2 separate regions of the Mus musculus genome follow, and region 2 is linked to region 1. The links are chromatin loops, found by intact Hi-C in ENCODE. Cell type or tissue: heart. All regions are shown on one strand. Each heading gives the region's core, and the rest is flanking DNA. Links, peaks and the distances in the headings are about the cores only.

What was found. A loop is a pair of places that touch in the nucleus more often than their neighbours do. Peaks named below come from ENCODE experiments on the same cell type or tissue, not always from the same donor. Only the 100,000 strongest peaks of a DNase experiment are listed, where the experiment ranks them.
Region 2: a loop joins it to region 1, with 2.1 times the contacts of the local background. A loop is called at or near these places in 3 of 42 quality-filtered maps.

The regions. Positions count from the first base shown.
Region 1 is chr2:164,007,633-164,012,024 of GRCm38, reverse strand. Ywhab (tyrosine 3-monooxygenase/tryptophan 5-monooxygenase activation protein, beta polypeptide) reads right to left here. Exons shown (of 6, transcript NM_018753.6): 2 at 121-423. The coding sequence starts at 420. Among named protein-coding and RNA genes, the nearest start is that of Ywhab, 15 kb to the right of the region's middle. In heart, for the core only: no CTCF peak of the experiment used is centred there; DNase peaks (open chromatin) are centred at 1,314 and 2,594.
Region 2 is chr2:164,065,222-164,069,613 of GRCm38, reverse strand. It overlaps Tomm34 (translocase of outer mitochondrial membrane 34), which reads left to right. Exons shown (of 7, transcript NM_001291155.1): 2 at 2,945-3,044. Among named protein-coding and RNA genes, the nearest start is that of Tomm34, 3.8 kb to the left of the region's middle. In heart, for the core only: no CTCF peak of the experiment used is centred there; no DNase peak of the experiment used is centred there.

The DNA.
Region 1 (4,392 bases), core at 305-4,304:
CTCTTAGCTTGAGTCCAGCAGAGCACCTCCTCTCTCTCTCCCCTAAGCTGTCTGAGAGCCTGCATCTGGACCGCTCGCTATGCCTAGAGATGCTGTGTAAAGCAGGAGCGCCGCCCTCACCAGCACATCGTTGCAGATGTCCTGCAGCTCCGCCTCGATCTTCTCACGGTACTCTTTGCCCATCTGCTGCTTCTTCTCATTCCTCTCGGTTTTCTGTTCGATGCTGGAGATGACACGCCAGGAAGAGCGGCGGGCACCTACCACGTTCTTGTAGGCAACAGAGAGTAGATTCCTCTCTTCATTGGAGAGTTCGTGTCCCTGCTCTGTTACGGCCTTCATAGCTGCAGCCATGTCATCATAGCGCTCAGCCTGCTCAGCCAGTTTGGCTTTCTGTACCAGCTCACTCTTATCCATGGTCATTTTCTACAACAGCAAGAGCACAGAGAACGCAAATGTCAGGTTTCCAACACTCTTACAATGCAATCAAGAATGTGAATCATATACTGAATGTCTACAGAGCCAAGACTGGGCCAAGGCTTTAAAACTCATTTTGGTCAGCTGTTATCAACCATCCTACATGGTAGGCATATCCCAAAAACCCTTCTACCTTCTTAGAAAACATGAAGATTAAAAGAAAGAAAACAATGAACCCAGAAGAGCCCAGCATGTAGAACACAGTGGAAGTCAAGACTGTTGGAGTGACCTTTTCCATATTGTATTAAGGTATGTATTTTAAATTGTTAATTCTGGTGATGGCAGAATTTTGGTATTGTCATTGCTACAGCTCATCACCAGCTTCCTATTTGTAACAACCCTCAATGGCTTAGGCAACCAAAGAGGCGATCTGGAGTTGTCTCACCACTGGGGCAGGAAGTACAAGGGTGGACCTTCTGGGCAGAGAGAGTGCCGCAGGGGAGACAGGCTGAAGGAGCTGAAGGCAGCAGGGAAAGGACACTGACAGAGCAGAGCAGAGCAGAGCAGAGAGGTAAACCGCTAGTCACCTGGCTGGGGCAGGCTGGAAGTCAGGCTAAGTTAGATGGGCTGCTGGAGACTGCCTCAGCAAAAGGCCTACAGCTTTAAACGTTATATAGAAGTTTTCACGCTTTATTATTTAATACAAGGCCTTTAAACTTGCCTGCTTCTTCTAGAGCTTCTTTGTTCCACTATCCTATCCCCCTCCCCAATACACAGAAAGTGCTTTTAAAACACTTTCTGTGTATTTTAAACATTCATTTGTGTGTACACGCCCATGGGAGAGTGCATGCATGGACACGTGTGGGGAAAGGAGGATAACTGTGGGAGCTGGCTCTCTCCCTGCACCACGTGGGTTCCAGGGATTGAACTTGGGTCATCAAGTTTGGCTCCAATCTCCTTTTCTTGCTAAGCCATGTTGACAGCCACCTAATAACTTTTTTTGAAGTTTATGCTGCCCGCTAATCCAAAGGACCTGCATTTAATTCCAAAAACCTACAGGGCAGTTCATAGCGCTGGTTCCAGGGGGTCTGACCACTTTCACCCCACTTCTGGCTGCAGAGTGTATGTGGTACACAGATAAATGTGTGGACATATAATACAGTACACATAACAATACATACATGATGCTTTTTCTTTTTTAAAGTAACCTTAGCTCTACACCCTGCCAATACAGAAGACCCTTCTCACTGTCTACTTCACAGCATCCCACAGCAGCTAAGAGTCAAACAGCAAGCATTCTGGCTAGAAGAAATGTCAGCAGAAATGACAGTTCTCCCAGGCAAAAACCAGTGAAAACCCTAGGCCTTTCTCTTAGAGCTGTCACCTACAAGTCCATGCATTCTTATGCGCAGCCCACCAATGGTGACTTTCTACAGAACAAGTTCCTGAGGGACTATGCCACACTAGACATGCAGCATCAAAGAGAAGTGCCAGGGGCTGGAGAGTTGACTCAGCAGGGAAGAGCTGCTCTTTCAAGAGGACTTGGGTTCAAATCCCTTCATGCTTGTAGCAGCTTACAACCACCCAGAATTCTAGCTTCAATGATGCAATGCCCTCTTTTGGCTTCTGTGAGCAACAAGCATACACGTTCGCGCGTACACACACGTACACACACACTCACTCACACGCATGCATACACATAATCATACACATGCATGCATACATACACACACACACACACACACACACACACACCCCTATATACATAAAAAGAAATAAATCCATCCCAGCACTTGGGAGGCAGAGGCAGGTGGATCTCTGTGAGTTCCAAGGCCAGCCTGGTCTAGAGTAAGCTCCAGGTCAGCCAGAGCTACACAGAGAAACCCTGTCTCAAAAAAATCAAAATAAATAAACAAATCCAAAATAACTATTTTAAGATTCTTTGACACTGTCAGAGTTCTTGAAGATTAAAAACCATCATGTTACTGCAGACATAAATGTATGTCTTTAAAAAGAAAACGGGTATTTTCTAAAACTTTCAATTGTGCGCAGACACACACACACACACACACACACACACACACACACACACAAGAAAACACTAACTAAAGGCCCTGATGCTTACTTACATAACTCAAGACTTACATAGCATGGATTTGGAGCAGCCGGGCCAATTTCAACAGGAAATGGGTTACACAACATCTACTAGTTTGGAGGAAGGCACAGACAAGGAAAAATGAAACAGTCCCTCTTTCTTCGCCTACCTAACACCCAACCTGCACTTCAGGTCACCATCTTGAGCTACCTCACGTCTCAACTATCAAAACCATCCTCTGATTGTTTCCATGGCGTCTTCCTAGATCATGAGAACAGCAACAAACACCAAACCCTCTCACACGTGCTGCTGTAAAAATGGCTGTCTGCATACAAATCCACTTTCTGTCTTGACTCACTCACTAGGCAATAGCTCTTCCTCACATGATCCCTACACCACAGCCACCAGCTACATGTGGCTATTCACTAGAAAATGTGACTAGTGCCACCTTTTGAAACCACAATATTTCGGATATTTAAAACTGTTCATTTAGCTTGCCTTTGGTTGTGGTATCTTTCTTTTTCTTCTTCTTCTTCTTTTTCTCTATACAGGGTTCTCTGTATAGCCACGGCTGTCCTGGAACTCAGTCTGTAATCCAGGCTGGCTTCGAACTCAGAGCCTCATGTATATTACACTCTAGCATTGTGTAACAGCCCTGGACTTTGTTTTGTTCTGTTTCTAAGGTTATAATGAATCAACCAAATTTTGTATTCTATTTCCAGTCTCTCCCAGTCTCCTGCACATTGCCTGGTATGCACAAAGAGCTCCTAAATGAGATGGTAAAACAGATCCGGGCCCTACCCTCCAAACTTGGCAGTATTTTCTCCTTCCTCAAGAATCCTAAGCTCCTACTCCTCAGACCCCACAGACTCCCGTACCCCACAGACTCACTGCCACGTTAGCCATACCCAATAACCTCAAGGGTCCCCTTGGACTAGCGTATCACTTAAGAAACCCTACTGGGTTGCTTTCAAAGTCCTTCAGCCTGTGAGGTTCTTAGGTACACATTCCCACATGCCCTGTTCATACCTCACTCAAACATGCAGGTCTCTTCATCTACAATATTCTCCTGGATATTTCACTTCATGCCTATGTAAACTGTATCCACCTGCCTAGAGCTATCTGCAATCCAGGACTCTGAATCCACACAAACCTGCACCCTAAGTCTAGGGCTTCTTTACGCTGGTCTATGGTAGTGGAGAAAGCTCTACCACTTAGTTTCCCACACATTACTCTCAAAGGAAGGATTCAGACATAATGCCACAAACTGCTCAAATATGCATCTGTTAAGTTTCTGAACAGGCACGACTGGGAGAACAAAGAACACAGAAAGGCAACAGCACCATGTGTCAAAGCACAATCTGCCACCACACAGAAAAGATCCCATTAAACTAAAGATTTTCAGTTCACAAATGCAGACAACAGCATCTCCCTCAGCAGAGTAGCTGTGACCACCAGGAACAGGGCATTAAAAAACACAGTCATAAAATCAATCAATCAGTTAATCTATCTGGTATCCACCCATCCATCCATCTGTGGGACAGTGGACCAGACAGAAAAAATGGTAAGGTAGAGCAGATTCAGGAACCTCCAGCAATTCTCATAATTGAGGACGGTAGGCATTTAAACCTACTCCCAGCCAGGTGCCTGTCCTGGAACACATGACCTCAACACCCCAGTGAAAGGACTGTGAAAATCAGTCACTTAGGGACAATACCTGAAGTCCTTCCACATGCAGATGAGGCATCCCTAACATTTCATACCAAGCCAATAGAAAACATCTGCCCCTAGATCCCACCCAACCCCAGATGTCCTCTCCATAGGGAATAGAGGGCACGAACCGCCTGAGAGTGCCTGTCTTAGCGAGCTGTAACACTCTTGCA
Region 2 (4,392 bases), core at 110-4,109, 58 kb before region 1:
ACCCGCTGAGCCATCTCACCAGCCCCATTCTCATTTTCTTGACCAGTGTTTGTTGCGTGGTTTTCTGTGCTGGATGTTATCTTTGTTTATCTTCACTATGACCAGATCAACCTGTAGATGAGGAATCCCAAAGAATTCATTGCCTTCCTAGGATGACACAGTGCAGATTGTTAGACCCAGAATTTGAATATAGTCATCTGATTTCTGAATCTGGTTTTATTTGTGGTCATGGGGTGGGGTTAATGTGCCAGAGGTGGCATCCCCGTGGAGCTGGAGTTACAGGTGTTGTGCACTGCCTCACGTGGGTGCTGGAAGCTACACTCTGGCCTTCTGCAAGATCAGTGTATGCTTTAAACCCCTAAACCATCTCTCCAGCCCCCTGAGTCCAAATTTTTAATCATTACCTAGACTAATTCATAAATCCTCCTTTTTAGACCTTTTATGGGTTGAAGCTATGCATGGGTACACACACACACACACACACATCCTGTTGTTTTCTCTGGAAACCCTCTTAGGCTGCTCCCACTATGTCAGTCCCACATCTTGAAGTTGCTGGGGACACTAAGGTGGCTGTTTCCCTCTCAGCCCCCTTCCCTGAGTAAAAGGCCAGAAGCTATGCTTTTGTGTGGATTTATTCTGAGACCACTATAATTAAACAGCCCTGCTGTTTAAATTTGCCAGATTTTATTTCTGTCCCTACTACGGAAATTTCAGTGTGATTATGTAGGTAATTCTCTTGGCTTCTCAGATCGGATTTCTCTGCTCTAAGGAGCACAGGGAAGCCTTGTAGCAAGTCTGAGACTCGAAACCTTCAAATATACATGCACTCAAGTACTCAGAAGAGTTGAGTGGATTTTGTAGGACCATTAACTAGAACCTTTCAGTACTGGCAAGGACTATTCAACTTACCTCTGTATTTTCTGGCCCAAGAGAAGAATGAAAGAAGTATAAATTTATTGTGTTTATTATTCATTGTTAGTATTGAATGAAGGATATCAAGTGTCAACATGGTATCCTACTTCCTGAAGCAAGTGCAAAAGGATAGGCTGTGTGATGCCCCTTGGGAAACACTTTAGTGGTCCAGTTCCTTATGCGTTAATGATACGCACTAAAGTGGGCCGGGCTTGTGAGCATTGTGCTGGCCTCCAGGGACAAAAATGAGTATGGATGGAGTTTTAGCCATTTCAAAAGCAAAATTGAGGCCAGCCTGATGTATGGAGTGGCTTCCAGGCCCCTTAGGGCTACACAGTGAAACCTTGCTCCCTAGGAAAGGGTGTGGAGGTGTCTACTTGTTATCCCAGCACTCAGGAGGCTGAAGCAGGAATGTTGTCAGAGGTCAAGGCTAGCCTTCTGCACAGACGATGGAACTCTGCCTGCCCCTACCTCGGGACTGCTGAGGCTAAAGATGTGCCACCATACCAGCAATTTGTTTTAAGTTTTGTTGTTTGTTTGGTTTTTTGTTTTTAAAGGAGGTAGGGGGATGGGTAGGGGGAGAAACTATGATGACATGAAGTCTTGTAGCTCCAGTACTTTGGGAGACTGAGGCAGGAAAATTGCTAGTTCAAGGGCAACCTGGAAAAGGTAGTGGGACCTCACTCAAAGGTGGGTGGAGGTGGGAACAACTGATTTTGATAAAATGGTGGATGCTGAATGTCATATCAAGCATAAGCTATGAAAATAATGTCTAAATCAAATATTTCAGGAAGACCTTTGGTCTATATACCTAGGAGTTACTTGGTCCACACTGTTTTCTTATGTTCTGTGTTTGCTGTCTTGTGGTATTTTAGGACCCATGCTAGTGAGTAAAATGTAGTTGACAGTATCTTTAAAATGAAAACAGGGGTTAAAGGAAAGTGCAGAGTTGGAGAGTGTGGAGGCAGAAGTGAGCCTAGGGGAAGTTAGAGGAGGAATTAATACGATCAGAATACAGTTAATGAAATTCTCCAAAAAGTGAAAATCAGGGGTCTCAGCAGGCAAAGGCTCTTGCTGAGTTCCTAGGTCCCGCGTGGGAGGAGGAGAGAACTGACTCCCTCAAGCTGTCGTCTTCTTCTTTTTTTTTTTTTTGGTTTTTCGAGACAGGGTTTCTCTGTGTAGCCCTGGCTGTGCTGGAACTCACTCTGTAGACCAGGCTGGCCTCGAACTCAGAAATCCACCTGCCTCTGCCTCCCAAGTGCTGGGATTAAAGGCCTGCGCCATCACGCCCGGCTCAAGCTGTCATCTTACCTCCATACGCATTCCTCCTTCTGCATGTGAGCTTGCATGCAGGAGCACAAGCGCACGCACGCACGCACACACAGGAGTAAATTTTAAGAAATGAAAGTGATTATAGTCACAGTGAGAGGTCTAAGCTTCTGTGCCTGGGTAAGATCATTGACTTTAGAGAAGTGACTAATGAGAAACATTATGGGGTTGTTCACATTTCTCTATTGAGGTGCCCGTAGTCCTGGCAGACCTGGCTCGGTTATATTTTTCTGGTAAAGGCTTTTCTGACTTAACTCTTGCTCTCTAGCTTGCTTGCATTTCCCTCCGACTCTGAGTTACCCCCTCGTTGAGGCATTTATTATCGTCCTTTTCCTTTCTCTATTGAGTCCCTGTGCTTTCTGTAATAAGTTAGCCACGCAACCAAGTAATTACAACAGGGTTTTCTCTCGGGCAGAAACCAGCTGCCTTATGCTTATATTTTTATCTGGTACCAAGTTCAGTGCTAAAATAAGTGATGATGGATGCTTAGTTTCCTGTGAATGGCAGAAATCTAGACTTCCCCACTGTGGTGATAGGAATGGTAAATGTGTTATCCTATATGATATATAAGCCTGGTTAGGCTACAAGACTCTGCTGCCTTTTCCCAAATCCTAGAAAGCTCCAAATATGAAGTGCATCTCTACGCCCTCTGACATCTATTTCCCAACTCATGATCTTGCTCTTCCTGCCTCCATCTGGGCAGGTTCTGCAGACCCCGAAGAAGAAAGTGTTCTGTACTCCAACCGTGCAGCGTGCTACTTGAAGGATGGGAACTGCACAGATTGCATCAAAGATTGCACTTCGTAAGTGGCCCAGGGAGCCTCTGGAATACCTGAAGGTTACTGAAGAGCAAGCCAGGTTTCTCCTCGGGAGAATCCCGCCTTCTCTCTTTTTACAGATAGGCCACTTAGAATGACAGACTCCTTGTCTTTGGAATTTGGGCTCACTGCTTCTTTAATGGTGTATGATGGGAAGTTAGAAGTAGACTATAACATCTCTGTGACTTGGCACATGAGGTGAGACGCAGTCACAGTGACTGACATGCTCGGGTGGTTTCCTGGGATGATGGTGTGAGAAGTAAGAATAAAGGAAAGAAGAAAGGGGGATAATAGATGCTAACAGGTAGTCTAAGAAGCAAAGAGAGGGTGAGGCACATCTTTCTTTTTTTTTTTTTTTTTTTTTTTGGTTTTTTTGAGACAAGGTTTCTCTGTAGCTCTGGCTGTCCTGGAGCTCACTTTGTAGACCAGGCTGGCCTCGAACTCAGAAATCCACCTGCCTCTGCCTCTCAAGTGCTGGGATTAAAGGCTTGCACCACTACGCCTGGCTGAGGCATCTTTAATCCCAGTGTCCAGTAGGCAGAGGCAGGCAGATCCTTGTGAGATGAAGGCTAGTCTGTTCTGTATCATGAATTCTACACCAGCCAGGGCTACATAGTGAGGCCCTATCTCAAAAAAAGGGGATGGGGGCGAAGAGGAAGGAAGAAAGGACAGTCTGTCAGTAATCAGGTGTACAGAGCACTGAATGGTTTCTCCTGTCTCGTTCTTCCTGCTAGCCTTTTTTTTTCTTTTTTTTAAAGATTCATTTATCATTTTATATATAAGTACACTGTAGCTGTCTTCAGATACTCCAGAAAAGGGCATCAGGTCTCATTACAGATGGTTGTGAGCCACCATGTGGTTGCTGGGATTTGAACTCAGGACCTTTGGATGAGCAGTCAGTGCTCTTAACTGCTGAGCCAGCCCCCCCACCCCCCGGGCTAGCCTTTTTTCATCTTGGCTAAGCTAGCATACATCTGTGGCTAACCCTATGTCTGATGTTGCTGTACATGCATGGAATGAGTAAGGAGAGAGGCATGCTCGTGGAGCCTGTGCTGCCTTCTTTTCTCTTTCACAGGGTGTTCACTGTGGTGGTAAGTTTACCCTTCTTCCCAGGACAGAACCCAGGTGACAACGACCGGGATGATGAAGTGCCTGCCTGGGGTCCCATGGCTAGTGGTAGCATGGATAGAATGCAGACTCAATCCTAGGCTTGTTTATTACTTCTGCTGGGCCACAGTGTGGACACATAGACACATGAAACTGAGGCCCTTGTTCATCATCTGGGCAAGAGGAGAGGGTAGAAAGATACACGTGCCTGCACATCTCATTAGTT